Linked DNA regions of Homo sapiens: all the other regions are linked to region 1. The links are chromatin contacts, found by Hi-C or POLR2A ChIA-PET in ENCODE. All regions are on one chromosome and are shown on one strand. The core of a region is the stretch at or near the end of the contact, and the rest is flanking DNA. Distances in the headings are between cores, read along the strand shown. Region 1 overlaps CUBN (cubilin). Region 2 has its middle 58 kb from the start of ST8SIA6. Region 3 holds the start of ST8SIA6 (ST8 alpha-N-acetyl-neuraminide alpha-2,8-sialyltransferase 6). Region 4 overlaps ST8SIA6 (ST8 alpha-N-acetyl-neuraminide alpha-2,8-sialyltransferase 6).

Region 1 (3,322 bases), core at 386-2,885:
TAGTAAGTCCTCTAGCACTCGTTCGCAAGAGAATGTCTTCTAGGCACCCAGACATATGATAGAATGTGCTGAATTGGTAGTCTCTGTACCTGCTTCAGAGTGAAGCAGGTAACTTCAGAATGAAGTTTAAACCCAAACTCCACTACTTAGTAGCTAGGTGACCTTGGGCAAGTTCCTTAGTGTCTATGTGCCTCACTTTCCCTTTCTGTAAAACGGAGTAATAAGAGTCAATGAATCCATATATGTAAAGAGCCAAAACAAGGTCTGGCAAATAGAGAACAAATCTATAAATGTTCACTGTTATTATTTGCACTGATGCTGATGTAAGAGAAACATCTCAGTAAGGTATAGAGAAATTCACAAATAGAGAGCCTTCAATTCTTTAGGTTGAGATATAATTAATGATTCATTTCTCAAGACATTTAATTTTCCTCTTGTTTTCTGCCTGCAGCCTGCATGGTTAATGCATTTTGACACTTCTCACTAAGGATAAATGACAAATGATAAAACCAACAATTTTTGTCCACTTATTTTACTCAAAGCTCCGTTAAGAAAAATAATGAAAAAAATTTTAATTTCAGTGACTAACAGGAGTGTTCGTATTGTCCCTATCATTTTAAAAATTGTTTTGGTTACTCTCTATTATTACAGAGAATAAAGACTTTCTGTATCCTGGAGTTTAACAACTCTTATTTTATTTTATTTTATTTTTGAGACAGAGTCTTACTCTGTCGCCCGGGCTGGAGTGCAGTGGCGTAATCTTGGCTCACTGCAACCTGTGCCTCCCGGGTTCCAATGATTCTCCTGCCTCAGCCTCCCGAGTAGCTGGGGCCACAGGCACCCACCACCACACCTGGCTAATTTTTGTATTTTTAGTAGAAATGGGGTTTCACCATGTTGGTCAGGCTGGTCTCGAACTGCCGACCTCAGGTGATCCACACACCTCGGCTTCCCAAAGTGCAGGGATTACAGGCATGAGCCACCACGCCCGACCAACAATGCTTATTCTTAAGAAAAGAACTGCCACAGAAGGAAATAGGAAAAATTCTTCTTCAGTAGTTGATGCCTTTCAAAATATTAAATTACTAAACCTCTACCTACCTCAGTTTCCAGAACTCTAAAATGAAGATAACAATACTACCTGCATTACAGAGCTGCTAGGATTTTTAAATTAGAATAATGACCAGCATGGAATAAGTGCTAATACATATTATCTATGGTTATTTTAACATAAACATAGTCTCATGGATTATTTTTTTGTGCTCTGAAGCAGGAGACCCCAATCTTTTTGGCACCAGGGACTGTTTTTGTGGAAGACAGTTTTTCCACGGACCGGGGGTGGGGTGGGAGGGTGGTTTCAGGATGATTCAAGTGCATTGTATTTATTGTGCATTTTATTTCCATTAGTCTTACATTGTAATATATAGTGAAATAATTATACAAGTCACCATCATGTAGAATCAGTGGGAGCCCTGAGCTTGGTTTCCTGCATTAGACAGTACCACTGGGGGGTGATGGGAAACAATGACAGATTATCAGGCATTCGATTCTCATAAGGAGCACGCAACCTAGATCCCTCGCGTGTGCAGTTCACAATAGGGTTCATGCTCCTATGAGAGTTTGATGCCACCAGTACTGGTCTGGGGACTGGGGCTCTTGCTCTATAGCATTTTGTGGTAAATAAATCTGTGGTTTCCAGAGCAGCCTTCCCAGTTGTAATTAACATCAATTGGCCCCACTGTGTTGAAAGCAGTGCTGCTTCTCCTGCCTCCCAGTTTTCCTACAAAAGCCACTGGGATTGTAGATAAAATCCTGTTTTCCAGTTGGCGAGATGCAGAGAAGCAGATGAGATTTTGTCTGAGCAGCGGTGGATCTGAGCCGACTTTGATTATGGCTCCACCGCCAACGCTTCCTGGGCAGATGAGTCATGCTTCCTGGAACTGTCTGTCAGAGGAAGTTTGCTTCTGGGACTTTTGCATTTTGCTTAGAGCTTAGAGATAAGCTATTACAATTCTAAGTTCAGCTGCTATTCAAAAACATGCATAAAAGCTGGGAAGAGTTTACCAAACATTTCAATTTATAACTTGATACCAGATATGAGTCTAGCACCGTACTAAGCATGATACCTGGATTCAAAAAAAGTTTAGAATGAAGTATATCCATTAGTTAGCGAAGCCAGATGCTTTGTAGTGTCGTTGAGTTTAGCATGAGGCATTTTAGAAGAAATTTTGGTTTTAAGATTGCCTGAGTAAAATGTGATTTTTTAGTTATAAAAAATTGAAAGAAGAAATGTTATTTCAGTGTGATCAGAATCCCTTTCCTTAAAAAGAAATGCTGATCTTTTCTGACCATCTTTCACAATGAAGGATTTTCGTATGATTGCATTAATTTGCAGCAGTTAATGAACCAACGTTCCAACCTTCAAAAGAGCCTCTGCTCTCAGATTCAAAAGAAACTCTGCGTGTTTCCTCTCTTCAAACATGAAGGACAGAATTAGGATGAATAATAATCAAACCTAAAATAATTTCTGAACTACCCTGAAGCAGTAAAAATTCCATTAGATGCTCAGAACTTGAATTGTCCTATGCACACTGCCTTTCCTGGTTGACCTCAGGTTGCTCTGCTCCTCAGACTGGCGAAAGGCAGGGCAACCGAAAGGTCTCTTCCACTATCAGACAGGCTCATGGTATGAATAAGCATGCATTGAGCAAAATGCTAAATTTTAAACACTGGTAATCACAGTTGTGGGTTTCAGTTAACTATATTGACTTTCTACTTTTTAAAATGGGAAAGATTTCCAATTGCAACATTACAGAATTTTGTTTAAACACGTCTTTACCCTGCAGTTCCTACATTGGCTCTTTATTTATTTATTTATTATTTTTTCTTTCTTTCTTTCTTTTTTTTTTTGAGACAGAGTCTCACTCTGTTGCCCAGGCTTGAGTGCAGTGTTGCATTCTCAGTTCACTGCAACCTCCGCCTCCCAGATTCAAGTCATTCTCCTCCCTCAGCCTCCTGAGTAGCTGGGATTACATGCGCCCACCACCACGCCTGGCGAATTTTTGTATTTTTAGTAGAGACAGGGTTTCGCCTTGATGGCCAGTGTGGTCTCGGGCTCCTGGCCTCACGTGATCCACCCACTTCGGCCTCCCAAAGTGCTGGGATTACAGGCGTGAACCATCGCACCCGGCAGGCTCTTTATTTAATAGACTTTCTTTTCCTGATCTCACTGTCTTCAGGGAGAGCCCGGATGGCAGTCCTCTGGCTTCTTCCAGCTCAAAGGTCTATGATTTCACGTTGTTCTATGAACCAGGTTCTTCTC
Region 2 (3,322 bases), core at 324-2,823, 480 kb before region 1:
AGGAGTTTGAGACCAGCCTGACCAACATGGTGAAACCCCATCCCTACTAAAAATACAAAAAATTAGCCAGGCATAGTGGCGGGTGCCTGTAATCTCAGCTACTGCGGAGGCTAAGGCAGGAGAATAGTTTGAACCTGGGATGCGGAGCTTGCAGTGAGCCGAGATCATTCCACTGCACTCCAGCCTGGGCAACAAAGCGAGACTCCAACTCAAAAAAAAAAAAAAAAAAGAAATGTAGTTACCAAACTATTAAAAATGTATTTGCAATGTAGCAATATAGGTGCTTCTTTATTGGCATCTGAACATAAGATTTAGTTATGTTAGTCTTGTGACTAGCAGAATTTCAAAGTAGTGAGTAGGTAGAAGTGATCTTCTGACATATCTGCAAATTGCTGTGATATGAAAATATATGTGATTTCAAGTGGTCATAAAACCACAGGTATTGCTAATACTGTTACAGTTTGTTACCAATATTTATAAGTGAAGAAAATGCTAGATTTCAGTGAACAGATAGTGAAAATAAAGATGTCATTTCCCCCTGATGCAAGTTTTATGATTGCCATATTAAAAACCATTGTTTTGGGTCGGGTGCAGTGGCTCATGCCTGTAATCCCAGCACTTTGGGAGGCCGAGGTGGGAGGATCACTTGAGGTCAGAAGATTGAGACCAGCCTGGCCAACATGATGTAAACCCCGTCTCTGCTAAAAATGCAAAAATTAGCCAAGTGTGGTGGGTCATGCCTGTAATCCCAGCTACTTGGGAGGCTGAGGCAGGAGAAAGGCTTGAACCCAGGAGGCAAAGGTTACATCAGTGAGCCAAGATTGTGCCACTGCACTCTAACCTGCTGAGCAACAGAGCAAGACTCTATCTCAAAAAAAAAAAAAAACCCCACAAAAAACAAACAAACAAAAAAACCTAAACCATTGTTTTAAAAGTTTCTAGACACTTCTCACTCAGATGGAGACCAAAAATCACCTTTGACAGTGACTTTTATTTTTCATTCTTGGAAGGATCACTTGTGTGGCCTCTGTCTACCCAGACACGGAGGTGCCTAACTGCTCTGTGGAGTGGATCATGCAATACTATTTGTTGTTTGACAAAGTCTCTGCTCTATAATCTTTAAAGTATTGGGTTTGGGGAAGTAGACAGGAGGGACATTCTTACACAGGGCTCCGGGAACCTCCAAGGAAACAGAGACCTCAATCTCTTCCCTTTGGAATTTAAGGGAGCTGTGGTTACAAGTACCGGCTCTGGAGTCCGCCTTCCTAGGTTCAAATCCTCCCGCCAGTTACAAGCTATGCTACCTAATCTCTTGATAGCTCCATTCCTTCATCAGAAAAATGTGGCAAAAGTTGAAAGGATTCCTATGAGAATTAAATGAACAAAGTACTTAGAACAGGCTTTTAAGTATTAATGTCATTACTGTTTCTGTTATTGAAGAACTGCTTTGAGAACTGAGGTGGTGCTGACTAATGTCTGAGGCTGGCTTGCATGGATACCAGGAATTTCCAAGACAGAACTCATATCAGGAAGGGATTGTCTGGGCTTGTGGCCAGGATCAACATAGGACCTTGCTTGTTGGTTTCAGGGCAACCTTTGGATGAGGCTGGAAATTGCTCCTGCTTCTGCTAGTCTGCATGGGCTTAGGGCACTGAGTAGGTGAATGCAAATAAAAGAACTATAGTCATAAGGGCCCTGCTGTGAAGTACCACAGAGAGAGGGATCTTTCTCCTTTTAAGAAACTTCACGGTCTGAGCAGTAGGATCATTGGAAACCAGAGTAGACAATGACACAGGGTCTTCAAGAAACTATCTGGCAGCAGCATTAAACAATGAAAATGAAAGTCAGGACTGATCAGATTCACAGTTTTCTCTCCTCTTGGAAAAACTTCCAGAATTCTTGGGGGCAATTCTGGGCAAGTGAGCACTTAAGTAATAAAATTAAAGATGTGTAATAAGCTTGTTTGTGTCTGAATGTGGCAAGATAGTCATGCTATTAAAAATATTCTTTAGATGGATATTATAATTATTTTAATTCTGTGAGTATATGTAGCCTTGGAAGTGGCACTAGGATTGGGGAATAAAGGAGAAAACCAATCTAGAATTTAAAAATATACTTGAGACTTGTTTTACAAGTAATTTGTATTAGCCCTTGTTTTAAAATATCACAAACCTTGGCTGGGTACAGTGGCTCACACCTGTAATCCCAGCACTTTGGGAGGCCAAAATGGGAGGATTGCTTGAGCCCAGGACTTCGAGACAAGCCTGGGCAACATAGTGAGACCACATCTCTTAAAAAAAAAAAAATTAGCCTGACGTGATGGTGCGTGCCTGTTGCCCCAGTTACTCAGGAGGCTGAAGTGGGAGGATTGCTTGAGCCCAGGAGGTTGAGGCTGCATGAGTTGTGATGGCACCACTACATTCCTGCCTGGGTGAGAGAGTGAGACCCTGTCTCAAAAATAAAAATAAGATAAAATAAATGCAAATCATTTTTTAGTTTTCTGCAGTAGTATTGATAATTCAAAGTTAATTCAACTTTTCCCCCTACAACTTCCAGAAACAGATGCAGAAATTCAAACCATAACAAATACTTTCTGAAGTGACAATGAGTCATATCAGAAGTGTGATGATCACGCAGATGGGCTGATATAACTCATGATCACCCATCCGGACTGTGGACGTTCTTGTTTTTCAAACGTATTTGAATGCGTTTGATAAAAGCTGTAAATTTCTGGCTAGTCTGTAAATTGCAAGCATTCTCTTTGGGGCTTACATGTCTACTTCCCTTAGCTGGGATCAGCGACTTCTCTTGGGCCTTTCCTCCAGCAGGCTGGGTCCCCTCTCTGTACAGAAGTTAAAAGGATGTTGTCAAGCACAGAAAGGTAAAGTACGTGGAGAAGCAAGAGACTGAGGTTCTTGTCTTCTCTCCACCATTTAGTGGCCACGCAATCTGGATAAGTCACTTAACCTTACTGGATAAAAAATGCCTTCGCTACCGAAGATGGGAACTGGACCAAATAATCCCTTAGGCTCACTGCAAAACAGCAATACTTCTATCCAGCTGCTAAAATTTTGTACGATGTCTCTGGGCAGGATTATTGTCTTTTAACATTCCCTTCTTTTTTCAAATATTATACAATGATAATTTATTGCTAGTTAAAATTATTTAACCAAGAATTTGCACTATTAGTACTTCTTTTTTTCCCCAGCTAAAGAATTGCTGAAATGTTGGCATTACAAATTTAAGAATTTTTGCTAACATAACTCTGCTTTCCATATGTTATTTCAAAAATGGGCTGGGCATAGTGGCTCATACCTGCAAT
Region 3 (3,322 bases), core at 238-2,737, 420 kb before region 1:
TAAAACCTAGGGAAGTGGCTAAGTGGGGGCTTGGGCAGTCAGGATAGTTTAGGGCATAGAGAGTTGAGACCCACTTTTAAAAAAATAGAGAGCCAGTCTGTTTCATAGTGTCATTGGATCACTCTCCTGCAACAGATGAGATACTCGTAAATGAGATACTAACCAATATGATCTAGACCGTGGTTTAGTTCTGGCTGCCATAAGAAGGATACCATAGGCTGGGTGACCGAAAGAACAGAAATTTATTTTTCACAGTTCTGGAGGGTAAGAAACCCAAGATCAGTGTGCCAGCATGGTCAGGTTCTGGTGAGGGTCCTCTTCCTGCTTGGCAGAAAGCTGCCCTCGTGCTGTGTCTTTACACTGCACAGAGCAGAGAGAGAGGAGGCAAATTCCCCGCTGCCTGCTCTTATGAGGGAACTAATTCCACCAGGAAGCCTCCACCCCATGAACTAATCAGGTATGAAAGGCCCCACCTCCAGATACCACCACATTAGATTGGGGATTTGGGTTTCAACATATGAATTTTGTAGAGACACAAACATTCAGCCCATAGCAGTGTTAAAAGAAAAACATCAGACAAATTAAATTTAGCACAGTTTATTCGAGCAAAGGGTTCATGAATTGGGCAGCACTCACAACCAGAGGAGGTCCAGTGAGGTCCACCCCATGGTGTGAGCAGCAAAGCCTGATAGGCCAAACTCAGAAGCACAGTGGAGAAACTGATTGGCTATAGCTATGCAGGCTGCCTTGTGGGGCCTGGTATAATGAGTTGGTTGCCCATGATTGGCCAGTAGCCCCCTGTTCATTACAGCCTAATGTAGGTTTCCATTGTTAGGTGGGAACTCAACGTACAGAGACAGCCTCAAGCTAATGGCCTCTTGCTTATTTAAGAGCAGTATGCAAACTTTTCCTGGAAAGTTTCAAATGGTAAATATTTTAGGCCCTGTGGGCTATGCCACCTCTGTCATCACTACTCAATTCTGCCCTTGCAGCCCTAGATCATACAGCCATATGCAGTCACTGATAATACAAAGCCATGGGCATGGAGGTTTTCCAATAAAACTATTTGCAAATACAGGCAGGGGCTAAACGGGTCTCCAGGTAGTAATGTGCTCATGCCTAAAGGTCTCCTAGCCCCTCATACCAGTTCGCTGTCCCTCTGAATCTGGGTTGAAGTAAGCACAGGTTACTGCTTCTGTTCAGTGTCATGATCCACCCAGCAATTCCCCAGTCCCCAGCTTTCTTCATGCGTGGGAGGATCCAGCCAAGCGACTGCACAGTTTTGAAAGTTTTTGAAGCGGCCCCTTTTTCTCCTCTCCTCTCTCCGCAGGCAGAGTTGTGGTGTGGCTGGGTGGTCTGCGTGGGCGTCCGGGGGATTCGCGGGCACTCGGGACGAGGCGAGGGCGCAGAAAACTTGGAGCCCAATCAGCACGGAGTTGAGCTTCCGCGCCCCAACCTTCAGGTGACCCCGCGCGGCGGCGGCGGCAGCAGCAGTGGCAGCGGCGACCGGAGCCCGCAGCAGCTCCGAGCGCCTCCGGGAGGACAGGCGGCGAGCTCGGCGAATCGTCATCTGCCAGCCGATCGCGGCGCTCCGCGGGCCGGGGCCGGGAGCCCGGGGCGAGCCCGAACGCGGCTTCTTCTCCGCCCGCCGCGGAGACTCTGCCGGGTGGGCTGCGGGCGCCCCTCGCTGCCGCCTGTGAACGCTGTGGGTGCGCGGGGCTGCGGCCACGGCGGCGGTGGCGGCGGCGGCGGGAGCCGCGAGTCGGGGCCGCCCGGGCTGTGCTTCGCCCCGGCAGCAGCGGTGGCGGCGGCGCCTGTGGCTCAGGATGCGGCCGGGGGGCGCACTGCTCGCCCTGCTCGCCAGCCTGCTGCTGCTGCTGCTGCTGCGCCTGCTCTGGTGCCCGGCAGACGCGCCCGGCCGCGCCAGGTAACCCACCCACCCGCCGGCCGCGCCCCGCGCCGCGCGCCCCGCCTGGCGCCCCCGGACCCCCAAGCCGCCCATCGCTTCCCCTCGGGCGCGGAGACTTTTGGCCGCGGCGGGGAGCAGCCCACGGGCGGCGACGGCCTGAGAGTGGAGTGGGGGAGGGGGTCGCAGGGAGGCGACCCTCCGACCGGTGGACGGCGGCTGGGGAGCAGAGGGACCGGTCAGGGCTGCGGGGGCTCTAGCGCGCATCGCTGTGGGCGAGGCAGCTGTGGAGCGGGACCTGCCGTCGGGTTCCGCATCAGGATCTCATGCTCCCCATTCTGGTCCTTGCTGTCTCTTCCTTCCCGCCCTAAGGCTCTTCCAACTCTGGGGCTGGGGACCTGGCCTGGGAGCCGGGGAGTGCGAGATCTCCCTGCCAGGCAAGGAGCGCGACTCCCAGCCTTTCAGCCAACAGCTCCCGGCGGGGTGTAGCAACTTAAGTTTTCTCCCCGGCTGTGCAGGATTCTGGTGGAGGAAAGCAGGGAGGCCACCCACGGCACCCCCGCAGCGCTGAGGACGCTCCGGAGCCCGGCGACCGCGGTACCGCGCGCCACTAACAGGTACAGCGGCGCCCAGCGCGGGCGGACTGGGGCTCGGGAGCTGCGAGCCGGGCATGGGGCGCGGCTGCACCGGCTTGGACTCGTTGGGAGTAGGCAGGCTGGGACGGCGCGAGTGAGTGTAAGAGTGTGCGTGTGTTTGAAGAGGGCGCGGGGTTGGGGGGGGGCACCCTTCACACTCCCTCAACCCTCTAAGCCTGGATGTGAATGGTCTTTGAATCAAGGGGGATCCTCCAGCAGCTGCATTTGAAAAACGGGTGCTGAGTTTTCCTCTCGACAATGGTGTGTTGAAAGCACCCCCGCCCCCGACCCCGCCACCTTTGGAGAGAAGCAGCTCAGCCTGTCTTTATGGAGGGATTTGGTTGGTTTGCTTTTTCTTTTCTATGCTTTAAAGGGCACCGGTGTTAAGATTCAGGTTTGTTTTGCGTGCTAGGAATGATTTTGTCCTTAGTGACTGGAGGCTTAAATTTTTTTTCTTATCATTCACATGTGTTTTTATTCATAGGCAGTAATTGTTTTTTTTTCAGATTGTAAAAGTAATACAGCTTTGTGCAGAAAGTTAGAAAATAGAACTGTATAAAAGAAAATGTTATTCATTCAGAGTCCTTACCTCTCAGAGACCATATTCAAGGTGGTTTTGGTCTATATTTCTTCCAGTAGTCTTTTCTATATACATATATTTCAAAAATATAACTTAGATTATACATTGCAGTTTATGTTCTGCCTTTTTTCTAAAAATCCTAGACCTATACCTGTCATTACATTCCCCTCCCCCCACAAAAACATTGCTTTGGATTGTTGC
Region 4 (3,322 bases), core at 218-2,717, 400 kb before region 1:
CAATCCCACTATCAGGTATCTAGCCAAAGGAAAAGAAATCTATATGAAAAATACACATGCACACACGTTTATAGTAGCACAATTCACAATTGCAAAGATGTGGAACTGACGTAAGTGCCCATCCAATGAGTTGATAAAGAAGATGTGGTGTATATACACCATGGAATACTACCCAGCCATAAGAAGAAACAAAATAATGTCTTTTGCAGCAACCTGGATGGAGCTGGCGGCCATTATTCTTAATGAAGTAACACAGGAGTAGAAAATCAAAAACTGTATATCCTCACTTATAAATGGGAGCTAAGCTATGAGTATGCAGAGGCATACAGGGTGCATATAATGGTCTTTAGAGACTCAGAAAGGGGAAGATGGGAGGAGGGCTAGGGATCAAAAAACTACACATAGGTACAATGTACACTGCTCCGGCGATGGGTGCACTAAAATCTCAGAATTCACCACTGTACAATTCATCCATGTAACAAAAAAACACTTGTACCCCAAAAACTATTGAAATAAAAAAATTTTAACAAAGAATATAAATATTTGGAAGAGAAGAGATGCTATAGAAGAAGGTACCAGATGCTAAATGAAGCTCCAAATGGTAAAACGTGAAGTACAAATAGAAGTTGAAAAAGTAAGGCCAGGCATTGTGGCTCACGCCTGTAATCCTGACACTCTGGGAGGCTGAGGCGGTCAGATCGCTTGAGCCTAGGAGTTCAAGACCAGCCTGGGCAACATAGTGAGACCCCATCTCTACACAAGATACAAAAATTAGCTGAGCACGGTGGCATGCACCTGTAGTCCCAGGTATTCTCAGGAGGGTGAGGTGACAGGATCACCTGAGCCCGGGAGGTGGGAGTTGAAGATTTCATGGGCACACAGGGAGAAACACACAGGGAGAAAGTGAAAGGGAGGAGAGGCAGTTGGAAGGGCTTCCCGAGAAAAGCAGCCGCTGAGCTGTGTCTCCGGGGACGAGCTAAGCAACCATCCAGGTGGAGGAAGAGGCGGCCAAGCAGAAGGAACAGCAAGTAAAAGAAAAGCTGAATTCATGCCACTGCACTCCAGCCTGGGCAACAGAGTGACACCCTGCCTCGAAAACAGAAAAGAAAAATAGAAATAAAAGGTAGAAAAAGTACTGAGGAGTATGTGGGGGTGCTGGTGGTGGGGTTAGTCGTGGTGATGATCTATTATATCCCTAAAGTGAAAAACTGGCAGTATAAATGAATAAGCGATCATAAATTGTAAGGGTAATTGATGTAGTCCAAAATATGAAACCAAGTTTTAAAGAGATATATCTACTAATACTAGATATAAACCAACAGGAGGAGGGGGCACTACAGAACGAAACACAAGATGTTAAATGAAGCCCCAGATCCCGCTTACTGTATGTGCTACTAATATCATCATGAATCCCCACACACAACAGGAAGGGGGTGTGGCGGTGCAGCTCAGGCCACAAAAGCCACATAACATGTTGACAGCGTTCAACCCCCATTCATATCTCAGGTTATCATGGACTGACTTCTGCCCCACCTACTGTTCTCCCAGCAGGCTTTCTGCCGAGATGGTCGGCAACATAGCCAACAGGCATCTATCCTTGTATTACTTGCTTCCTCGAATTTGACCATGCCTTCCGCATCACACGATGCCAGCTCTGTGGCTGTCCTCTGCTTCTTGGCACTGCTCTTCACCTTCCTGTCCCCTTTTCTATCAATTCAGACACATTCTTCTGTCTGGCCTCTGCGCCCTTTTACTTGCTGTTCCTTCTGCTTGGCCGCCTCCTCTTCTACCTAGCCGGCTGCTTAGCTCCTCCCTGGAGACACAGCTCAGCGGCTGCTTTCCTCGGGAAGCCCTTCCAACGGCCTCTCCTCTCTGTAACTTTCTCCCTGTGTGTTTCTCCACATAGGTCAGTATGACGCCAGTGTCGACTGACTTTATTTGCCCACTTCTAGGGTAGATTGAGAACAATGCAACAGCAGGGACTACCCATCATTTTTGTATCTCCAGCATTTATGGAGGGTCATATATCAAATAAAAATAAGCATTTGCTACATCAGTGAATGAATGAAAGTATTAGGGTTTGTAATGTGCTCTACAGACAGGAAGCCATCAGCAAGACAACTAAGGAGGGCCAGAGTGTGGGGAGGGGAGGGGAAGGGCCGATGGCGGCTGCACCAGGACACACCCAGCTGGGTGCTTGGCACATATTATCTGCTTATCATCAAAGCAACCTATGGAATACATGTTCCAGGTTTTATGCGATAGCATTTAAAGAAATGGGCATTGAGGGAGATTTGGTCACTCACTTTAGTGAGGAAATCTGCTAGAGATAAGACTAAAAGTTAACAGGGCTTAAAATGAAGTCAAAACAATGTCTCAAAATGCTCTGACAATAAACACGATGATCTTGTTTCTTTTTCTTCATACAAATAGAAGGACTCTTGTGTACTTCTTGCCTACTCAAACTCAGAGGCAAAAAGAGAAAGTGCTAGTCAGGGCTGTCCTCTTTTCATCAGCAAGTGTGTTTCCATGAATCCAAGATACCTGGCCATTTCTGATAGGCCATTGCTCCTGCTCCTTCAGGAATAAAGGACGAAGTGCAAGGCATCGCCTTATCAACAGGCAAGTGTCCAATGATTGCCTCTGTGAGACTGAGTCTGACTTCAGTTCTCAATATTGTCTTTTTTGGAAACCCCTTGTCATACTGTCCCTGGAGAAGAATGTCCATGTATATCAGGACTTTGGCTGAATTCACATTCAGCTGCCATCCTCAAGTTCTTGTTTTCACTTGACTGTCTCCGTGACCTTGATCTATAGAAAGGAAATCCCATCACCTTCTCCTCTGTAACTGTGAGGCAGCAAAGACAAAGCTGCTGATTGTTCTATGGCTTCGGCTCATGCTGTGATGGTGCAGCGCACTTTGAAGAGGCCTCTTCTGGAATCATTCTGACTCTGTCACATCCCCATCCCAGGTCTCCATCAGGTCTCCATCGCTCTACATCTGAAAACCTTTGGTTGTAGAACCTTGGCCTAGAGCCAAGTGTGGTCCCCAGGCCAGCAGCATTGGCAGCACCAGGGAACTCCTTAGAAATACAGATTCTCAGATCTCACCCCAGAAGACTTAATGAGAGACCCTCCAGTTGAAACCCAGTCCCTCCTAATGACTTTGATACATGCTAACATCTGAGAACTCTCATTCCTCAATGCTGGAGGTATTAGCAGTATCTTTGATCATCAGACCGTGGCATTGAACATTTTTCTCTGTTTTTTCTTTATCCCCCTTTCCCCCTTTCATGCACAGAACTTTTTTTTTTTTTTTCAG

What was found. Hi-C counts contacts between places; a loop is a spot of excess contacts on that map. ChIA-PET counts read pairs that join two places held with the same protein, here RNA polymerase II (POLR2A). Pooled maps may share reads with other maps.
Region 2: a map with no recorded cell type shows a loop between it and region 1 (10-fold over the local background). The contact joins two enhancer-like sites. A Hi-C loop is called at or near these places in 12 of 37 single-sample maps with no recorded cell type and 10 of 50 pooled maps. POLR2A ChIA-PET finds 5 or more read pairs at or near these places in 1 of 52 experiments (PC-9).
Region 3: a loop to region 1 is called in a map of natural killer cell, with 3 times the contacts of the local background. The contact joins the promoter of ST8SIA6 here to the enhancer-like site in region 1. A Hi-C loop is called at or near these places in 1 of 168 maps with a recorded cell type or tissue (natural killer cell) and 7 of 50 pooled maps. POLR2A ChIA-PET finds 5 or more read pairs at or near these places in 1 of 52 experiments (activated T-cell).
Region 4: a loop to region 1 is called in a map of CD8-positive, alpha-beta T cell, with 6 times the contacts of the local background. The contact joins two enhancer-like sites. A Hi-C loop is called at or near these places in 6 of 168 maps with a recorded cell type or tissue (CD4-positive, alpha-beta T cell, CD4-positive, alpha-beta memory T cell, CD8-positive, alpha-beta T cell and 2 more) and 11 of 50 pooled maps. POLR2A ChIA-PET finds 5 or more read pairs at or near these places in 1 of 52 experiments (activated CD4-positive, alpha-beta T cell).

What each region holds. Positions count from the first base shown.
Region 1 is chr10:17,028,309-17,031,630 of GRCh38, reverse strand. All of the region lies in intron 27 of CUBN (cubilin), which reads left to right. Among named protein-coding and RNA genes, the nearest start is that of CUBN, 100 kb to the left of the region's middle. Within about 2 kb of position 1,635, at least 27 of the 41 ENCODE cell types and tissues checked have a DNase peak (open chromatin) inside an H3K27ac peak, as active enhancers do; they include CD4-positive, alpha-beta T cell, CD8-positive, alpha-beta T cell and natural killer cell, where a contact is called at or near this core.
Region 2 is chr10:17,510,827-17,514,148 of GRCh38, reverse strand. No RefSeq gene overlaps it. Among named protein-coding and RNA genes, the nearest start is that of ST8SIA6, 58 kb to the right of the region's middle. Within about 2 kb of position 1,573, at least 11 of the 41 ENCODE cell types and tissues checked have a DNase peak (open chromatin) inside an H3K27ac peak, as active enhancers do.
Region 3 is chr10:17,452,760-17,456,081 of GRCh38, reverse strand. ST8SIA6 (ST8 alpha-N-acetyl-neuraminide alpha-2,8-sialyltransferase 6) reads left to right here and starts at 1,487. Exons shown (of 8, transcript NM_001004470.3): 1 at 1,487-1,927; 2 at 2,425-2,523. The coding sequence starts at 1,827.
Region 4 is chr10:17,427,101-17,430,422 of GRCh38, reverse strand. All of the region lies in intron 2 of ST8SIA6 (ST8 alpha-N-acetyl-neuraminide alpha-2,8-sialyltransferase 6), which reads left to right. Among named protein-coding and RNA genes, the nearest start is that of ST8SIA6, 26 kb to the left of the region's middle. Within about 2 kb of position 1,467, at least 4 of the 41 ENCODE cell types and tissues checked have a DNase peak (open chromatin) inside an H3K27ac peak, as active enhancers do; they include CD4-positive, alpha-beta T cell, CD8-positive, alpha-beta T cell and natural killer cell, where a contact is called at or near this core.